Regions from separate parts of the Homo sapiens genome. Here region 1 is linked to region 2. The links are chromatin loops, found by intact Hi-C in ENCODE. Cell type or tissue: GM12878. All regions are shown on one strand. Each heading gives the region's core, and the rest is flanking DNA. Links, peaks and the distances in the headings are about the cores only.

What was found. Hi-C counts contacts between places; a loop is a spot of excess contacts. Peaks named below come from ENCODE experiments on the same cell type or tissue, not always from the same donor. Only the 100,000 strongest peaks of a DNase experiment are listed, where the experiment ranks them.
Region 1: it touches region 2 in a loop (2.5-fold over the local background); 5 of 110 quality-filtered maps call a loop at or near these places.

Annotation. Positions count from the first base shown.
Region 1 is chrX:130,173,226-130,178,596 of GRCh38, reverse strand. The region is part of intron 1 of RAB33A (RAB33A, member RAS oncogene family); the gene reads right to left. Among named protein-coding and RNA genes, the nearest start is that of RAB33A, 3.9 kb to the right of the region's middle. RefSeq lists an enhancer at 1,946-2,015. In GM12878, for the core only: no CTCF peak of the experiment used is centred there; DNase peaks (open chromatin) are centred at 2,136 and 5,106; H3K4me3 peaks cover 2,584 bases; H3K27ac peaks cover 1,886 bases.
Region 2 is chrX:129,770,428-129,775,798 of GRCh38, reverse strand. No RefSeq gene overlaps it. Among named protein-coding and RNA genes, the nearest start is that of SASH3, 6.8 kb to the left of the region's middle. RefSeq lists enhancers at 309-358, 2,352-2,651. In GM12878, for the core only: a CTCF peak has its summit at 2,779 (motif pointing left); a DNase peak (open chromatin) is centred at 2,728; H3K27ac peaks cover 4,637 bases.

The DNA of each region.
Region 1 (5,371 bases), core at 247-5,246, 400 kb before region 2:
GTGCAGTGGCATGATCTCGGCTCATTGCAGCCTCAACTTCCCCAGGCTCAGGTGATCCTCCCACCTTGGCCTCCCGAGTAGCTGGGACTACAGGCATGCACCACCACACCCGGCTAATTTTTGTATTTTTTGTAGAGATGGGGTTTCCCCATGTTGCCCAGGCTGGTCTCAAATTCCTAGGCTCAAGTGATCTGCCCACCTGGGCCTCCCAAAGTGCTGGGACTCTAGGTGTGAGCCACCACGCCTGGTCTCTTTCTCTCTCTCTCTCTCTCTCTTTTCCAGACAAGATCTCATTGTGTCACCCAGGCTGGAGTGCAGCAGTGCAATCATGGCTCACTGCAGCCTCAACCTCCTAGGCGCAAGCAATCCTCCCTCTTCAGCCTTCGGAGTAACTGGGACTACAGGCACGCACCAGCACACCCAACTAATTTTCATATTTTTTTTATTTCATAGAGATGGGGTCCTCCTTATGTTGCCCAGGCTGGTCTGGATCTCCTGGGCTCAAGCAATCATCCTGCCTCGGCCTCCCAAAGTGCTGGCAAGCCACCTTACCTAGCAGTGATCTCATTTTGTTTGAGAGTTAGGTGTTCCTTTCTCAGCATCTTCATAAACCCCTGGCCCCTGCCAAGCAGTGAAAGCATCTCCTTCCTCTTTCGCAGCTGCCTCTCCTCTCACCCTTTCCTCCTTTCCTGTGGGCACCATATCCATACAGTGGATGGGGGTGAAGACTGCCTCTTAGCCACAGCCACATACATGTACCCCAGATCCTTGTTTCTGTCAGATGGCCAATGGGGTATAGTGGAGTCAAATCAACTTGGGTGCAGATCTCGGCCCAAGTCATGTTAGTACATGACTTGTTAGGTGTCCTTAGATAAGTTAGGTGTCCTTAGGTAAGTTACTTTCTCTGACTTCAGTGTCCTCATCTGGAAAGTGATGATAACAATAGTAATCAGGTAGGGATGCTATGAGGATTAGTAGTCCTTGTAAGTATGTGACCCAGTGCCTAATATACACTCTCCCTTCTTTCATGGCCTGAAACCTCCACCATTAAGTCTAGATGGGCAACAACTTGAGCAAGCACTGTTGGAAAGGCAGCAAGCATCCCAGCTCTTCTGCTCAGAAGCTGAGTAAATGCCAGACAAGTCTTTTAACCTCCCTGAACTGAGCCTTGTTTTTCTCATCTCTGCAATGGGACCTTGATCCTCCTATGGTTGCTGGGATGATCCAGTGAAATAACACATGAGAAAGGACTTTTGGAAAATGTCAAGCACTCTGCAAATATTAGTTGTTGCTCTGGTCTCAGAAAGGCCATCAAGCCCTCTCCTGTTGGTATGGTTCCTTGGGTCCATTGGTCTCTCATCCTGGAAATCACAGAAAGCTTGGCTTCTCGAAGGTGAGACAGAGCTAAAGGCCATCCAGTGGGGAGGGGGTGGAGAGAGGAATACTGGCAACATGCCATGGGTGGCCGGGGGCAGGCCCGAACTGATGGGGTGCTGGAGGAGGATGGAGGGGCACAGCATGGGGAACTGCCAAAGAGATATCTAACCTTTTGAACTATTTTCTGGGCGAGCTTCAGCAAGCCCCCAACCCCCTGCATGTGCTCTTAGCTGACAGGGGGATTTCTTTTCCCTAGGAAACATTAACTGGCATCTTTCTATAGATGAGGCATGAATGTGCTTTTGTTGGAGGCCGATGGGGGAGGGTAGAAGTGCAAAAAAAGGAGACAAATACATCTGTAACCTCTGGAGCATGCCCCAGTGGATGATGGGAAAAGTTTAAAAGAAACCTGTTTTCAACTAGCTGGACTGTCCCATCTGCATCTAAGATCCACACACAAAGCTGACACAGAGAATGGCAAAGGAGGACAGAGACAAAGAGAAACTCACACACAGAAAGAAGCAGCAAGGGAGACAGAGAAACTTACACTGATGGATAATTAACCATTAAGTTAACTGGCAGAAGATAGAAGCTCAGAAGCCCTAAGGAAGAAATGATGTCATTCTGACTGCAGGCAGCTTCCAAGGAACACTTAGCTCAGCCTCCATCCACTTGATAATGTAACACAGGAAGGTATTTTTTTTCCCCCAGTGATCAGTAGAGGAACAGAAACTCACAGTCCTGAGCTGTACCTGCCCATAGCCACAGCTGACCTGCAGTTTGTCTTGTCCCCAGGGCTGGGGCACAGGGAGTGCCCAGCCTGTGGGAGGAACCAAACTATTATAGACAGAAGTGAAGCTTCCATGCAAATATACAAAGAATGATTCAAAAATTAGTTTCTTAGCCTCCCCTCTACTACATACCCTCCCTCTCTACACACACACACACACCCCTATTCGGCATTTTCCAATGCATTTAGGAGACAGACTCAATAAATTTAGCTACATCTGTAGGTGACAGACACATCATAGTCATTAAGGGAAGCTCCACTCTTCCTTTGGGGGCTGGGGGATGCCTCCACCCTTCCTAGGCTGATGTCAGGAAAGACTGTCAGCTATCTCTTATGATGTCCCTCTGGATTCTTGTCATAGGTGGCCTTGTGGGTTGGATGGACCATGGAGCTAGGCTGGAGAGAGGATTTTGTGCCAGGCAGCATGATGTGTGGAAAGAGCACCAGAAAGGGAATTAGGAGACATGAGTTCTAGGCCTGGCCCTGTGTGATCTTGGGCAAGTCACTTTCCCTCTCTGAGTCTCAGTTTCCTATCTGCAAGAGGAGGACACTGGATCACAGAATCTGTAACATCTCTTTTATCTCTGAACATTTTCTGCATCTCACACCTGAGTTGAGATAATCAAGGTGCAAAAAGTAAACCCAGGGCTCCCGCCTGTAATCCCAGCACTTTGGGAGGTCGAGGCAGGTGGATCACCTGAGGTCAGGAGTTCGAGACCAGCCTGGCTAACATGGTGAAACCCCATCTCTACTAAAAATATAAAAATTAGCTGGGCATCATGGCAGGTGCCTATAATCCCAGCTACTCAGGAGGCTGAGGCAGGAGAACTGCTTGAACCCAGGAGGCCGAGGTTGCAGTGAGCTGAGATCGTGCCATTGCACTCCAGCTTGGGCAACAAGAGTGAAACTCCCTCTCAAAAAAAAAAAAAAAAAAAAAGTAAACCCAGTTGAGTTCTGTGTGTCCTGGATACAAATTGAAGGAGACATCTGAAAGGCTCCTGGGGGCCTTGGGCTATAACCCTAAGTCCCTGGCCTAGAAGAAAGAGCAAGACTGGCTGCCTGGCATTCTATCTCCCCCTGTCAAACTCCCCCAATCTAGGGGACTGAATATTGTCCTGTAGAGTGAAATGCAGTGGTAAAGGGCATGGTCTCTGAATCTGGGTTGAAATCGTGGCCCTGTAACAGGAAAGGTAGGATAGTGAGGTGGCGAAGTGCTTGGGCTCAAGAGTCAAAGGCTGAAGCTCAGATCCATGTGCCACTGGGTTATTTCATCTCTCTTAGCCTCAGTCTCCTTATCTATAAAATGGGAATGATAACAATACTGCTGATTTCATAAAGCTGCTGTGAGGAGTAAATAAGATAATGCATGTAAAGTGCCTAGCCTGGGCTCTTTGCTTATTCAATACATAGTTGTTATTATTATTATTATTATTGCCTACTCATTGGAGGCTTTTCTTGATGTTCATACAATTGAGTTCATCAGGACTCAATTGTAAATGCTTTGATGGGGTGAGGGTGGGGAACATAATGATTGGAGACAGCAAATGGGGCTTCAATACCCTAGGGATGGCCTTGATAATTAATTACAGTGTGGCTCTAACTACACCAAATCAGTTGTCCCTAGCAGGGGTTCATGTATGTGCTACCCCGGGACACAGGCAGGCAGCCCAGAAGAGGCCACACCCTTGCTCTTAGACTGAGAAGAGCTGGCTGAGACCTCTCTACCACTCTCCTCCAAGGGCTGGTATGTTACAGCCCAAAAGCCTTCTATTGCTGGCCATGGTCTAGGCCAGACCTCGGACTGTCACACTGGACTTTTCTCTCTCTCGCAAAGGACGAAGCCCTTGGCAGTCATCTCCAAGCATGGCTTTGGCATGTATTCCTTGAACAACTTCAGGCTAGCCAGAGTGCGAGGCCAAATCTTCTCTTATCTAGATCACGTGCTAGCCGCCAGGCTCTGCCATCTTCCCACAGACATGCTGGTCTCTCGCCTGCCAGCATGGTCCTGAGATTGCAGCAGCTTTACAAGAAGCAGGGTCACCATCTCCCCACTCCCACACGCCACTCTGAGCTCCTTTGGAATCTGCCCTCAGAGGACTCCTCCATGAGCAGTGTCACAAGGCTTTGTCCCCTTGAAAATATCATCTTCCCCAAAAAAGCCTGTATTAAGCACTTATCTGCACGTGGTGTTGTGCTGAGCTCTGTTTCTAGTGAGTCACACTGTCACAGGCTCTGCCCTCTGGGAAAAAGTCTGGAATCTTTGCCAGAGACTGTAAAGTCCAGTTTGGCTAAGTACTGGGGTGTTAGAAGAGAAGGAATAGTTTAAAAATTCCTTCAAGGCCACTGGGTGGTGACTCTTCCACTCGTGTTCATCTGTCATCCCTCACTTTCTAGCTTCTTCCTCCCTCCTTCTTTAGATTCCCAAACACTTCATTTTTTCCATCTAAATTTCAGATGGACTTATTTCCCACCTTTTAAATCCAGGGAACTCTTTGGCTCACTGTAGCACTTGATTTTAAGCAAATGGGAGCATTAGGTTTTTGAGGTTTAAGAGCCCATCTGTAAAGATATTTCTACTTTGGATTACAAAGTCATGTTTTAGAAATTCTAGAATCTTATAGCCTTACATTAAAGAAGCTAGACACACTAGAGGAAGTCTTAACCAAGCAAATGTCAACAGCCCCAGGAAAGGACAGAGACAGATACCGCCTTTGACTTTAAAAGGAAATGTAGCACTTCCCTTCCAAAATGCAAGGGGCAAAAAAGATCACGATTTCAAAATAATGTTCTATCTTCCTACCCTGGGGCTCTCCCTTATCAGTACTGAGCTGTCCATCTTCCTGACATCTAGTGAGTTGGCCTAGTTTCTGAAGCCATTTTTAGAACACGTTCATTTTAATAATCAAGGAGTCAGGAGTCTCGCACAGTTTCAAGTGTTTCATCAGTTTCATCAGTTACTCAGCCCTTCTCTCCACGTCACTCAGAGGAGGGGCCTTGTGGTCACTTTGGCAGTTTGACCAGCAAGAAGGAGGCTTACTGTCACCCCTGACTCTGTCTAAGGTCCAACCATACGCTCAAGGAAAGGCCAGCTGTGAGCCTAGAGGAGTTGTCTTCAGTGATCCCAGTGCCTTTATAGAGGCCCCCCTCTGCTCCCCATGACACAAGAAGTTGCCCTTGTTATGTCCTCCCTCCCGCCATCCCCTG
Region 2 (5,371 bases), core at 185-5,184:
CACCATTCCTGGCTAATTTTTTTTTTTTTTTTTTGCCTATGTTGTCCAGGCTGATCTTGAACTCCTGGCCTCAAGTGATCCTCCTGCCTCTACCTCCCAAAGTGCTGCAATTACAGGTGTAAGCCACTGCACCCGGCCCCCAAAGATTCTTATTTCCATTCCCCCCAGTCCCCACATCTAGCTGAAAATTATTATACTTCATGGCAGGCAGTGGGCTTTACAACAACCTGGTAAGTCAGGCACTATTGTTATCCCCATTTTCCAGGGAGGAAGCTGAGGCCCAGAGGAGTTAAGTGAATTGCCCACACAGCTAGTAAGCAGTGGAGCCCAGCGTTAAATGCAGGTCTGGTCTTGGCCAGGGCCCACACAACTAACCACTCAGCTGAAGTGCCTCTGATGCGGAGTTCCTGAACGGGGAGGTGAGAGAATTATGGAGCCCTCGGCTTGCAGCCTTCTCTTGGCACCTGATGCTGGTTTGGGTGCCACACTAGGTGCCACAGAGCCACCTTGAAGCAGGCCCAGAGGGGAGTGAACAGGATGGGGAGGACATCTGGAAGTCGCATCACATCTGCAAAGCTGCAATAGCTAGGGTCGATTAAGCGGGGGTGAAGTATAGGGAAGTCGTCAACGTGTGAAGTACTAAACTCCTGTCACATTTAGCCTAGGTGATTGGGGTGGGGAAGCAAGTGGTATGAATGATGGGGAACAGATAAATGGAAGGTTTTAGTATATTCCAAGGAACAAATTTTGGCTATTCAGATGGCACTAGTTCAGCTCTGGTAAGTAATGATCTCCCCATCTCTTGAAATATTCAAGTAGGCCGGGCACGGTGGCTGACACCTGTAATCTCAGCACTTTGGGAAGCCCAGGTGAGTGGATCACCAGAGGTCAGGAGTTTGAGACCCGCCTGACTAACATGGTGAAACCCGTCTCTACTAAAAATACAAAAATTAGGCGGGCATGGTGGCACATGCCTGTAATCCCAGCTACTTGGGAGGCTGAGGCAGGAGAATCGCTTGAACCTGAGAGGTGGAGGTTGCTGTGAGCCAAGATCACGCCACTGCACTCCAGGCTGGGCAACAAGAGTGAAACTCTGTCTCAAACAAAACAAAACAAAACAAAACAAAACAACCAAAAAAAAAAAAAGAAAGAAAAAAAGAAAAGAAAAAGAAATATCCAAGCAGAGGCCACATAGTTTCTTGAAAATACCTGGACATTTCCAAGGTGAAGCCCACTTTAGTAGCCCGGCCCATTAGCAAATTTAATGGTGGTCATTTTAGGCAGGGAGGGCAGAAAGAGCAAAATTGCAGGAGGGAGAAGGCGGGCAGAGGAAAGCAAGGAGACAAGGGCAGGTGACTCTTGCGCCCATTCCTCATGCCCACATACAACACACACAGAGTGGGCATCTGGTGGCAGGGGCTGATGGGAGGGGAGGGAAAGACAGTGATCTTTGGAACTCTGAACTCGTGATAAGGTCTTGGTTTTAAAACAAAACAAAACAAAAAACACCTGCTGGTAGCTCTGTCAATTACCATCAGAAGAGGAGGCTGGACTTTGGTGCTCAGATTAAAACACACTCATGACTCACTGGTGGGGGGGTGCACTTTCTATGGGGGACAAGTAGGGGCTGGGCTACTCTGCATAAATCTCTGTCCCAAGGTTACAAGGACAAACCTCTCTGATCAGTGGGCCCCTCCCCCATGGGGACAATTGTCCAGGGCTCCAGGGAAGAGGAGGAACAGAACACCTCTCAGAAATGGAGTCAGGTTGTCCTGATTGGATTCAGATTGTTGTATGGTCACCTACTGGCTGCATAACCTTGGGCAAGTGACCTCACCTGCAATGAGCCTTAGTGAAGATGGTAACAGTGATAATGTGGGCCTTTCTTGTGGGTGTGTGTGACTAGGGTTACTACTCAGGTGACATGCATAGAGGGAGTGCTCTCAGCCCAGTGCCCCAGCTAGTGGAAAGTGCTGGGTACCTGGTGAGTGACTCCACATCAGTTCACTTCAGACTCCACCTGGAGTTTCTCCCCTTGCTAAATCCAGGAAGGCCTTGGTGACCGTTAGGAGCTGCCGCTTTCTCCCTTAGTGTCCCCTTGGAATCTTCTTCTTCTTCTTTTTTTTTTTTTTGAGACAGAGTCTCACTCTGTGGCCCAGGCTGGAGTGCAGTGGCAAGATCTCGGCTCACTGCAGCCTTCGCCTCCCAGATTCTCCTGTCTCAGCCTCCCGAGTAGCTGGGATTACAGGCGCCTGCCACCACACCCAGCTAATTTTTTGTATTTTTAGTAGAGACAGGGTTTCACCATGTTGCCGACCATGTTGCCAAACCAGGCTGGTCTCGAACCCCTGACCTCAGGTGATCCACCCACCTTGGCCTCCTAAAGAGCTGGGATTATAGGCGTGAGCCACCATGCCCGGCCTGGCACCTGCTTCTATGTCTCTTGAGGTCCGCATCTGAATCTCTGCTACGTGACCCTGTGGCCCATATCCTATGTCTCCACCTTGTCAAGAGTGCATCCCTCACCCCAAGTTGTTCTAGAACACAAGAGGTGTGACAAACAAGAGGGCCTGAAGCTGCCTGGGACCCGCTGGGAGAGAAACCAGCTTTTCAGCTTCGTGGACTTGCCACGGACCACTGGGGCTTTCTCAACCACCCATCCTACCCGACTTAAGCTGCTTGCTCAGTTCCTGTTTCACAAAGAAACAAGGAAGTGAAGAGATGGGCCGGCCTCTGGGCAAAGGCTAGCTGGCTTGGGGTTTGGGGAGCACCTCCCCCTCCTGGCTGTGACGAGCCATGAGGAGCAGGGACGGACAGGGAGGAAACGGTTGCTACTGAATCTTTCGCACTTCTATATATATATATTTTTTGGTGCCAAGAGTGCCCAACCACTGATTTGAGGAAGCACCCAGTGAGTTGGTAAAATTCACTGCTGACGTGGTTTAGCTGGCTGAAGAGTAGCCAGCCCAGCCCCTTCTGAGGTCCCAACTCACACACAGCTGGAACCAGCTGACTGGCAAACCAGCAAAGGCTGAGTTAGTTATCATTTTAAAAAATGAACTATTGTCTCACACCTGTAATCCCAGCACTTTGGGAGGCCAAGGCAGGAGGATTGCTTGAGGCCAGAAATTTGAGACCAGCCTAGGCAACATAGACATCATCTCTATAAAATAAAAATTAAAAAAAAAATTAATCGGGCATGGCGGTGCATGCCTGTAGTCCTAGCTAATCAGGAGGCTGAGGCGGGAGAAGCACTTGAGCCCAGGATTTCAAGGTTACGGTGAGCTATGATGGTGCCATTGCTCTCCAGCCTGGGTGACAGAGCAAGACCCTCTCTCTAAAAAAAAAAACAAAAAACAAAAGGAGCTATTTAGATGATTTGTGTATGTACCTATCTACCTATCATCTTACCTATGCCCTTTTCTATTCAGATTTGAAGCTTGAAGGAACGTGGCTCAACACCGCCGTCACCATTGTTGTCACAGCTGTGTGACCTTCAACAGGTCTCCTTGGGCCTCAGTGGGTCATTAGAGGCAGTAAGGGAGTGACAGAAGCACACACTGAAAGCGAGAGCGGAGCCATTGTGGAGCTGAGTCAGTATGCTGCGGATTTAGTCCTTGCTCTGGCCCCACTGGACTGTGTGACCTTGGACAAGTCCCTTCCTCTTCCTGGGTTGCTGTTGAAGTTTTCCCATCTGTACACTGAAAGGACTGCACCAGGTTTTGTGTGTGTGTGTGTGTGTGTGTGTGTGTGTGTGTGTGTGTGTGTGTGTTTGGTCATGGAGCTCCTATTCAGGATTGGCTCTTGAATTTTGCGGGCCTTGTGCAAAATGAAAATGCCCGGTGCCTCTTGCTTAAAAATTATCAAGAATTTTGAGACAGTGACAGGCGAGCATTAAACCAAGCATGGGGCCCTTGTAAGCACAAAGTCTTGAGGGACTGCACAGGTCCTACACCCGTGAAGCTGGCCCTGCAACTACTTCAAGTACAATTTTACGGGAAGCCCGTCAGGGCTACTTCGTGCAGCAGCTCTGTTTTCCTCGACAGCCCCTGTGGTGTTTCTGAGGCATCTCAGGCTCCCGGGAGCATAGTTGGAAAGACGTAAATTAGATGTTTGCTCTAGAGCCTTTCTAATTTTGGCTATTTATATATAAAACTTGGGTTCCAGACCTTTTTCTTACCTACCTGCAAAGGTGAAGCTGAATTGAACTTGTGCTGGGCAAATAACAGCAATATCATTTCTTGTCTGTGTGGCTTCCTGGTTTAGAGTGCTGCCACATCCGGGTCTCATGAGCCTCTCGCTGTAACCTCACCAAGAAGGCAGCATGGGAGATTCCAGAAAGGATAACTGAAGACCAGGGAGAAGTGACTTGCCCAAGGCCACACAGCTGGCACAAATGGGACTCAAACCCCAGAATCTTAACTCCTAGGAAAAGGGGCTTTTCCACATGGCCGGCTCCCCAGGCAATCAGCAGGCGAGGAGAGGTTTGCTAAGCCCCATCCTCCAACATTAAAACAAAGTACTAGAGCCCAAGGGGACAGTTCCTAACAATCTTTCATTCCTAACGATGTCACAAGAGTCCCTGTGTATCAGCCCTGGTGTATGTGCCCTGTTTCCCTGCCTGACCCAGAGTTAATCCCTTAAAGCAGGAATGGTCAAGTCTGGCCATCTGGGTCCCAGGGGAGGGAAGAGCTGGGGTGACTGTGAGCCCTCGTTCCAGCCACGTTCCAGGGCTGGGTTCTTCCTCCCAGAATGGTAGGCTGGAAGGGGCAGTTAAGGGGATTCAGAGATGAGGTGGAGTCCTGGGTCTCGCACTGAGGAAAAAAGCACGAGCTGCCTCGGTCCGAAAGGCCTGTGTGAGGGTGTTGGTCAGGTGCCTGGTCTTGCCACCCATGACCTGCCAGAACCCCAGGAGCAAGTGTCAGGGTGCAAAGGCAAAGGTCTGGCAGGGTCTGGGGAGGCACTATGGTGTGGATCTGCTTCTCCTGCTTGAGCCTCAGTTTTCTTGTCAGTAAAATGATGAAAGCCATACCACTTGCCCTTTATTTTTCTTTATTTTATTATTATTATTATTTTTTGAGATGGAGTCTCGCTCTGTTGCCCAGGCTGGAGTGCAGTGGCACGATCTCAGCTCACTGCAACCTCCGCCTCCTGGGTTCAAACGATTCTCCTGCATCAGCCTCCCGAGTAGCTGGGACTATAGGTGTGCGCCACCACACCCAGCTAATTTTTGTATTTTCAGTAGAGATGGGGTTTCACCATGTTGCCCAGGCTGCTCTTGAAATCCTGGCCTCATGTGATCCTCCCACCTCGGCCTCCCAAAGTGCTGTGATTACAGGGGTGAGCCACCACACCCGGCCAGGACTTGCCC